Regions from separate parts of the Homo sapiens genome. Here region 2 is linked to region 1. The links are chromatin contacts, found by Hi-C or POLR2A ChIA-PET in ENCODE. All regions are on one chromosome and are shown on one strand. The core of a region is the stretch at or near the end of the contact, and the rest is flanking DNA. Distances in the headings are between cores, read along the strand shown. Region 1 has its middle 140 kb from the start of ERVE-5. Region 2 has its middle 87 kb from the start of ERVE-5.

The links. A loop is a pair of places that touch in the nucleus more often than their neighbours do. ChIA-PET counts read pairs that join two places held with the same protein, here RNA polymerase II (POLR2A). Pooled maps may share reads with other maps.
Region 2: a map of psoas muscle shows a loop between it and region 1 (5-fold over the local background). The contact joins two enhancer-like sites. A Hi-C loop is called at or near these places in 1 of 168 maps with a recorded cell type or tissue (psoas muscle) and 2 of 50 pooled maps. POLR2A ChIA-PET finds 5 or more read pairs at or near these places in 2 of 52 experiments (GM12878 and H1).

The regions. Positions count from the first base shown.
Region 1 is chr19:28,466,814-28,470,285 of GRCh38, reverse strand. It overlaps the pseudogene LOC100420587. Among named protein-coding and RNA genes, the nearest start is that of ERVE-5, 140 kb to the left of the region's middle. Within about 2 kb of position 1,390, at least 7 of the 41 ENCODE cell types and tissues checked have a DNase peak (open chromatin) inside an H3K27ac peak, as active enhancers do.
Region 2 is chr19:28,518,076-28,521,990 of GRCh38, reverse strand. It overlaps the pseudogene LOC100420587. Among named protein-coding and RNA genes, the nearest start is that of ERVE-5, 87 kb to the left of the region's middle. Within about 2 kb of position 1,555, at least 4 of the 41 ENCODE cell types and tissues checked have a DNase peak (open chromatin) inside an H3K27ac peak, as active enhancers do.

The DNA.
Region 1 (3,472 bases), core at 141-2,640:
GGGGAAATAAGTTGGGGAAGGCTGCCTGGCAGTGGCTACCTTCAGGGTATGTCAGAAGAACCAATCTTGTTTTTAGTGAGTGCCCCAGGGAAACCTGCATGAGACTGGCAAGTTGTGTCCAGAGGACTTTCTCCAGCATGAGTACTGGGCCCATCTCCATCTGTTCTGCCTCCAGCACCCAGGACCGCTCTGAAGCTCTGTGAATTCAGCAGGCTGGGGATCCCCAGGCTGGGGCTTCCTGGGCCTGGAGTCACACATGCCTGCCTTTGAATTCTGCCTCCCCTCTTACGCTTGGAACCTCTGGAGGGTCACTTTACATCCCTGAGTCTCAAGTTCCTTATCGGCGGAATAGTGATAGCCAAGCAGCCTGCAATTAGACAGGGTTGTGAGTTTCAGAGAGGTTAACACGTGTGGGCACATCTTCAGTGGAAAAGTCAACGGAGGCCTGGCCCCTGAAGGTGTGCAAAGTCCACACCAGCGATGCACCATCCGAATGATCTTGAGCAAGATGCTTAAGCTTCCAGAGGCTCAGTTTTCTCATCTATAAAATGGGACTAATAATATTACCTATGTAACAGTGCTGCTCCAAAACGACATGAGGAACTCCATGTGTAACACTCAGTGTCTTACACATGGAACCTTCATGAAAACATGAGCTATCATGTGAGGCAATGCAGAGGTTGGGAAAATGAAGTGTTTTCCATAGTCTTTTTATTAGCAGACGTCACAAGCTTGTGGACAAATAAAAACTGTCTGTGGAGAGCTGACATGTTTTGTTTAGCTCAAAATATTGGGGAAAAAAAGTCCACTTGTCAACAGTGAAAAATGAGATTTCTCACGTTTAGAGAAGTCGTGAATTTCAATTTTAAAATATTTTGGAACAAAGTCAAAAGGTGTAACAGCCGTGGGCCGAAGCCAGGCAGTCGTGACTTAGAGGTGTGTGCGCTCCGCCTCCACCCAGCCGGCACTTCCGCAGCCTCCACTCAGCTCACTTTCCTGTGCGTGTTCCTGGCCTGGCCCCGTGGGCTTTGTGGTTTATGACTCTGTCTTAAAGGACTGTGTCCAGTGTAGATCTGGGATATAAAAAGGTTTGAATGAGCCTACAGCAAGCTGAGGCTAAAAGGATCAAGACTTTATAATGGAATCTAATATTTTAAAACAAGCTATTCTTATTTTCTTAGCTATAAAAGCATTTGATCAGCAGACTTGCCTTGCCTCCAGCCAGAGCAGCTCTAGCAATAGCTCAGCTGTCTGTGTTCCAGGAGCCCTGACTGCCTCCGCTGCTGCCACCAGCTCTGCAGACCAAGAGCCCCCACGTGTGGTGCTAAGTGACAGGAGGAACGGTGCACCTGGGCATGGCTGGGTCAGGTCCCCTGCAGCCCGGCTTTTCCTGTGGAGCCACGTGGTCTGCCAGTGTGGGGAGTCAGTGCAGACTTTGCCCAGGAGAGGCTGAGACAGCCAGTGCCTCCTGACCCTCCTTGGCTGACTGTGGCTCACAGCTCCTTGTGGCCTCTCTGGTGAGGTCCTAAGTGACTGAGCAGTCAGCTATGTTTTGTTGTGAGACTGTGACCGGCTTGGAATTGCACTGCTCAGTATTTGTTTTTGCTTTTTCTCTGCCCCTCTTTCTTCCTCATTCCTGCTTCTTTCTTTGGGATTGCACCTCCAACAAAGCTTTAGCCTGTAAGCTTTTGTCGTAGGCTCAGCTTTTTAGGGCAACTGGAATAAAGTGTACATGTTCATTGCAGACAGTCTGCAAAATGCTGAAAAAATAAAGACCGTAAAATAAATCACTCATAATCCTAACATCCAGTGATAGTCAAATCATTGTCACTGTGAGTCTTTCTCCTCCTTCTCCCCTCCTTCTCCCCTCCTTCTCTTCATCTTCCTCCTCCTCCTCTTCCTTTTTCTCTCTCCTCATTTAAACAGGTGAGATTAGGAGAATTAAGACTGAGATAAAATAGCTTGAAAAGACATGGCTTAGAGAGGATTTTATGCTTGTCTTGCTATAAAGAAGAAGGTTTTATAGTAAAGATGCTGAATAAAAGGACAATATATTAAATAACAAATTCAGAAAGAGAGGTTAGGTGCGTAAAAGAAGTTGAGACTGCCAGAAGCGTTCTGCACTGAAAGGAATTCCTAGGAAAGAAGGCTGTGGCATCCCCACTGAATGAATAAAGTATGGGGTTTCAGGGACAGGAAAAACAGAGAAAATCAAAGAAAGAGAGAGTACAGAGCTGCTCAGGGCAGCACCTTTTCTGGCAGAAGAAAAGCAGCCACAGAAAGCTGGCTCAAAAGGCAAGCACTTGATGGAAAAGAAGAGACAAAAATCAGAGAAGGAGAAGTAATGCAAATTGAGTTTATATATTTTTATTTTTATTTTTTTGAGATGGAGTCTCTCTCTGTCACCCAGGCTGGAGTGCAATAGCACAACCTCATCTCACTGCATCCTCCACCTCCCAGGTTCAAGCGATTCTTCCTGCCTCAGCCTCCCAAGTAGCTGGGACTACAGGCATGAGCCATCATGCCTGGTTAATCTTTGTATTTTTAGTAGAGACGAGGTTTCACCATGTTGGCCAGGCTGGTCTCAAACTCCTGACCTCAGGTGATCCACCTGCCTCAGCCTCTCAAAGTGCTGGGATTAGAGGTGTGAGCCACTGTGCCTGGCCATTTGTTGTTTATAAAAAAATTCATATATAATTAATCGTACTTTGAATTTTCATAAGAGGTTGTTTAGCAATGGGGAAAACAAATTTTAAATACATATGTGTCCTATGTAAATACATTTATGATAAGACACCTGTGAGTGTCAAAGGATGCCCTAGGTCTGTGGACATGGAGGCTCTATAAGGCGAATATAATAACAGCAGTACAGGCGCCCCTAGGCTGAGTGCTTCCTCACTGGTATTGTTTGCTAATTGTTTCTGGAGGTGACTAAGGATGGATGGCAATAAAAGTTTGGGGGAATGTATTTTTGATTGACCCCAAAATGGTTTTGCTGTTAAATGAGGTGAGCATAATGTAGGGTTTATTCTCCTCAGGAGGACTCTATAGATTTTCATATCCCATTTACATCAATAGCAGGATAATTTATCTTGATTACAGGGAATACTGAGGGAAGTAATTGTCATGTGCTGCTTATTATAGTGCTTCCAAATAAATCCCAAACTCCACGATATAGAGGTTTTAAAACCAGCCACAGGGCGTGCACGATGGCATTGGTTTCAATAATCAATAGTAAATGATCCATGAATCAGAGATGCTTTCTTAGAGTGATCATAATGGCTTCTATTCCTTTCCTTTCCAGCTCATTAACGATCAGCTTTTAAAAACATGTCCAACCTGGGTGGCACTTTCATAGGGAGGAGCTGCCGCCTGTGTGTCAGAGCCCGGAGTACTGGGTGACCGCAGGCCAGATGCACAGCCAGGAACTCCGCCCAAATCAATGGCCTCCTGTACATTTTAGGTAACACCT
Region 2 (3,915 bases), core at 306-2,805, 52 kb before region 1:
ACTAAGCCGAGTATTTAGAGATCAGGGTTGTGGACTGTTGGAGTTTGTGAGGGAGGCCACTGGAGAAGAGGGAGCTGAGCAAGTGGGGGCTGTAGAAATCTGCCTGAAGATTCACTTGAGTCCTTGGCAGATGCTGAGCTCTTGGTTACAGCAACATGTGGCCCTGTCATAGGAACCCTTCCAAACTTCTCAGCCAACACTGTCAGCTCCATTCTGAGCTCCCCAACAGGGTGGACCATGCTGGTTCCTTCCATCCTCCACAGAAATCTAGTTCACTGGGTTCGCCTGGTATGCTTAACCACATATCTGTGCTCTTGGTAGTCGTGCTTCCTGGCAGGAATCTTCTCTGAAGGTCTCATAGTCTTCTTGTCATACCTTTATTTACCAACATTGTATCAGCTATTAATTGCCTTAAAGAGACCTTCCATCACCATTCTGTGTAAAAAAGGATCTCTCTATTCACCTGTCCTGTTTGTTTGTCTTCATTGCATTTGTCATTACCTGACATTAGATAATATAGTTACATATGTTTTGTTTATTATCTATTTCCCCAACTAGAATTAAGTTCCATGAGTCTAGGGACTCTTCTAGTCCCAGGTGTTGTAATGGAGACCAAAGCAAACATTCAGAGGTTGCAGAATACACAAACAAATAAATGTCCTTAGTGCTTAAGCCAGTTTCATTTAGATTTTTTTTCTTCTTTCTACTAAAGGAGCCATCACTGACACAATCAACATAAATTAGCAACCTTCATGCAAAATAGTGTATGTAGATTTGGTGGAAGAGTCTCCTACATAATCCACATATCAGATACATTGGAACTCAGCTCTGACCAAGCTCTCAACTCTGCCTTCCTCTCTTCTCCTCCAACACACTAGAGTCATAGAATCTTAGAGCTAGAAAGAACTTGAAAAAATGTGGAGAATGACTTTCTTGTTTGACAGATGATGACAACAAAGTATTGTGATTTCATTTCAAGCAATGTACCCAGAGTTTCAGACCTGGTGGCAGAACTGGGACCGAGTGCTCTTTCTTCCATAGCACATGGCCCCGTCATCTTCTGGACTTGGTGTTCTTCCTATAGGAATGACCCTAGCTGAGTGCCCTCGGCTGTGAATTCTCTAGCAGGTGCCTGCAGCCAGCATGACCGCCTTCTGAGCCTATGAGGGAGAAAGTGTGGCCAGCACAGAGCCTGCCTAGTGAGAGTGTGACTTACATTTTTCAGCAGGAGGTAAAGGACTGCTGCAGGTAAGACCACCACCTGCTGAGTCTTCTCTTTGACCTCCATGTCCAACCACTCTCTCTCATCCAGTTAATCTGTTATGTAGATGGGCACTCATGGCTTCAAATGAGATATTTTTAAGTTTCCTGACATCTCCTGCATTTCTTGGCACAAAGAATGAATCATATTACTGGGATAATGAACCATTTAATGACTTGTGTGTTGATTTATCAGACGGTGCTAGAGAGGCCAATTTAAAAATATAAAGCCGTAAGTCACCCAGTCAGGGTGTCTGGTAGGCAGAGCGGCCCGGCTCCCTGGCCGGTGATTGCTGTGTTAATCATGATGACGCCAGGCCTGGCAGCAGTGCAAGGACTTAGGCGCTCAGCACTCTTCCCGTATTGAGGTCATTCATGCAAGCAGCAATTATTGTGGCGGGGTTTTTTTTGTTTGTTTTTTTGTTTTGTTTTGTTTTGTTTTCTTTTTCCATCTGCCAGGGGCTGGGAAGAGAAAATAACCTAAAAAGTCAGAATGCCTCCTTCTCATTAGACTAAAGGAGCCTCACCCTGGATCTCCGGGGATTCCTGAGGACAAGTGAAAGGGAAGGAGGCAGCGCTATGCTAGGCCCTGGCTGTGCTGCAAGGCAGCTGGGGACCTGCCGATTGAAGAGTCGCTGATACTTTGCAGGTGAAATGGGCCTGGCATTGTTAATCCGTGTTTGGCTGACCTGGTTTACCATGCAAGTTCCCAGCCCCTGTGTTTACACATGGTGTGGATGGATTTCTGCAAAAGGGGACCAAGTACTTGGTGGTTTATTGTAGAAGGAACCTCCTCTGAAAAAACCTCACAGGGAAATTCTCAACTTAAATGGTAGCTAACAGAGGCGCCAGGTGCTTAAGGTGTGCATTGGTGAGGTAGGCACTATTCTGATGAATGGTTGATGGTGAGAAAACTGAGACTCGGGAGTTCATGTAAAATCCCCATAGCTACATGTCTCGGGGGCGGAACTGAGATTTAACTTATGGCAGCCTGACTCTAGAAACTGAGATTTACCCAACATGTGTGTTGCCTCCCTTTCTAGAAAAGGAGTTCCACCCAAAGGGAATAAGTCACATCTACTTTTCTAACAGAAATCCCAGTGTCAAAATAGCTATGCTGGTGTTCCCAATCCGCTTTTCAAAAGAGGAACAGCCACCATTAACCTTTCTGGTCAGTGAATGAAAGATAAGGAAGTGAGTGAAAGCAAAGTGTTAGCAAGGCCCGACTGTGAGCCGGACACTGTTACACACTAAATGCATCATCTCATTCAAAGGAGAGAACATCTTCATTAACAAATGTGACACCGTCTTCATTAACAAATGTGACACCCTTGCCTGCTGAGCACCCCCTCCCGCCCTGACCCCCAGCTCCTCAGTCAGATTCTGTCTGCCACACTCCAGTGAAACTGCTCATGTCAAAGTCACCAGGGGCTTCCACGTTGCTGCTTCCAGTGAACCATTTAGGACTTCATCTTGTTTGATCTCTCATCAGCATGGCACAGTTGTCCATGTTTTCCTTCTGAAAAGTGCTGCTCTTTTGACCTTTTTTTTTCCTCTCTTTTTTTGAGATGGAGTCTCACTCTGTCGCCCAGGCTGGAGTGCAATGGTGCAAACTTGGCTCGCTGCAACCTCCGCCTCCCAGGTTCAAGTGATTCTCCCACCTCAGCCTCACGAGTAGCTGGGATTATAGGCACCTGCCACCACACCTGGCTAATTTTTGTATTTTTAGTAGAGATGGGGTTTCATCATGTTGGCGAGGCTGGTCTCAAACTCCTGACTTCAGGTGATCTGCCCGCCTTGCCTCCCAAAGTGACATTATTTCTGACTGATTCTCTTCCTCCTCGCTCCTGCCATCCCTCAGTCCCCTTTGCTGGATTTTCTTCTCCAGACCTTAAAACACTGCAGCTTTGTCCTGGGCCCTGCCTACACAATTGCACCTTATCACCTCATCTAATCCCACAGCTTTCAACAGCATGCATGCTGACAAATGCCAGGGTTGTTTTTCCTTTTTTTTTTTTTTCTCTGAGACGGAGTCTCGCTCTGTTGCCCAGGCTGGAGTGCGGTGGTGCAATCTCAGCTCACTGCAAGCTCCACCTCTGGGGTTCACGCCATTCTTCCTGCCTCAGCCTCCCGAGTAGCTGGGACTACAGGTGCCCGCCACCACGCCCAGCTAATTTTTTTGTATTTTTAGTAGAGATGGGGTTTCACCATGTTGGTCAGGCTGGTCTCAAACTGCTGACCTTGTGATCCACCCGCCTTGGCCTCCCAAAGTGCTGGGATTACAGGCTTGAGCCACTGCGCCTGGCCGACAAATGCCATGTTTATAGCTCAAGGCAGACCTGTCCTCTCAGAGAGGCACACCTGGGGAGGTATCCATACAACTACACAGAGAGCTCCAGGTAGACGTTTCAGAGGCTTTCCACGAAAAACCTAGAAAAAGAAGAACAACGTAAACTCAAAGCAAACAGATAGAAATGAGAAAGATACCATACATTTCTGCTTTTTAAAGATGTTTTCAATTATAAAATTGAAAACAGGTGAACAATGAGAGAACATCAATAAAATTTAAAAGGCAGTTCTTTTTAAAAAAAATCAGTAAAATTGACAAATCTCCTGGTCAATTTCTTTTTATCTTTTTCAAGGCTGACACAATAG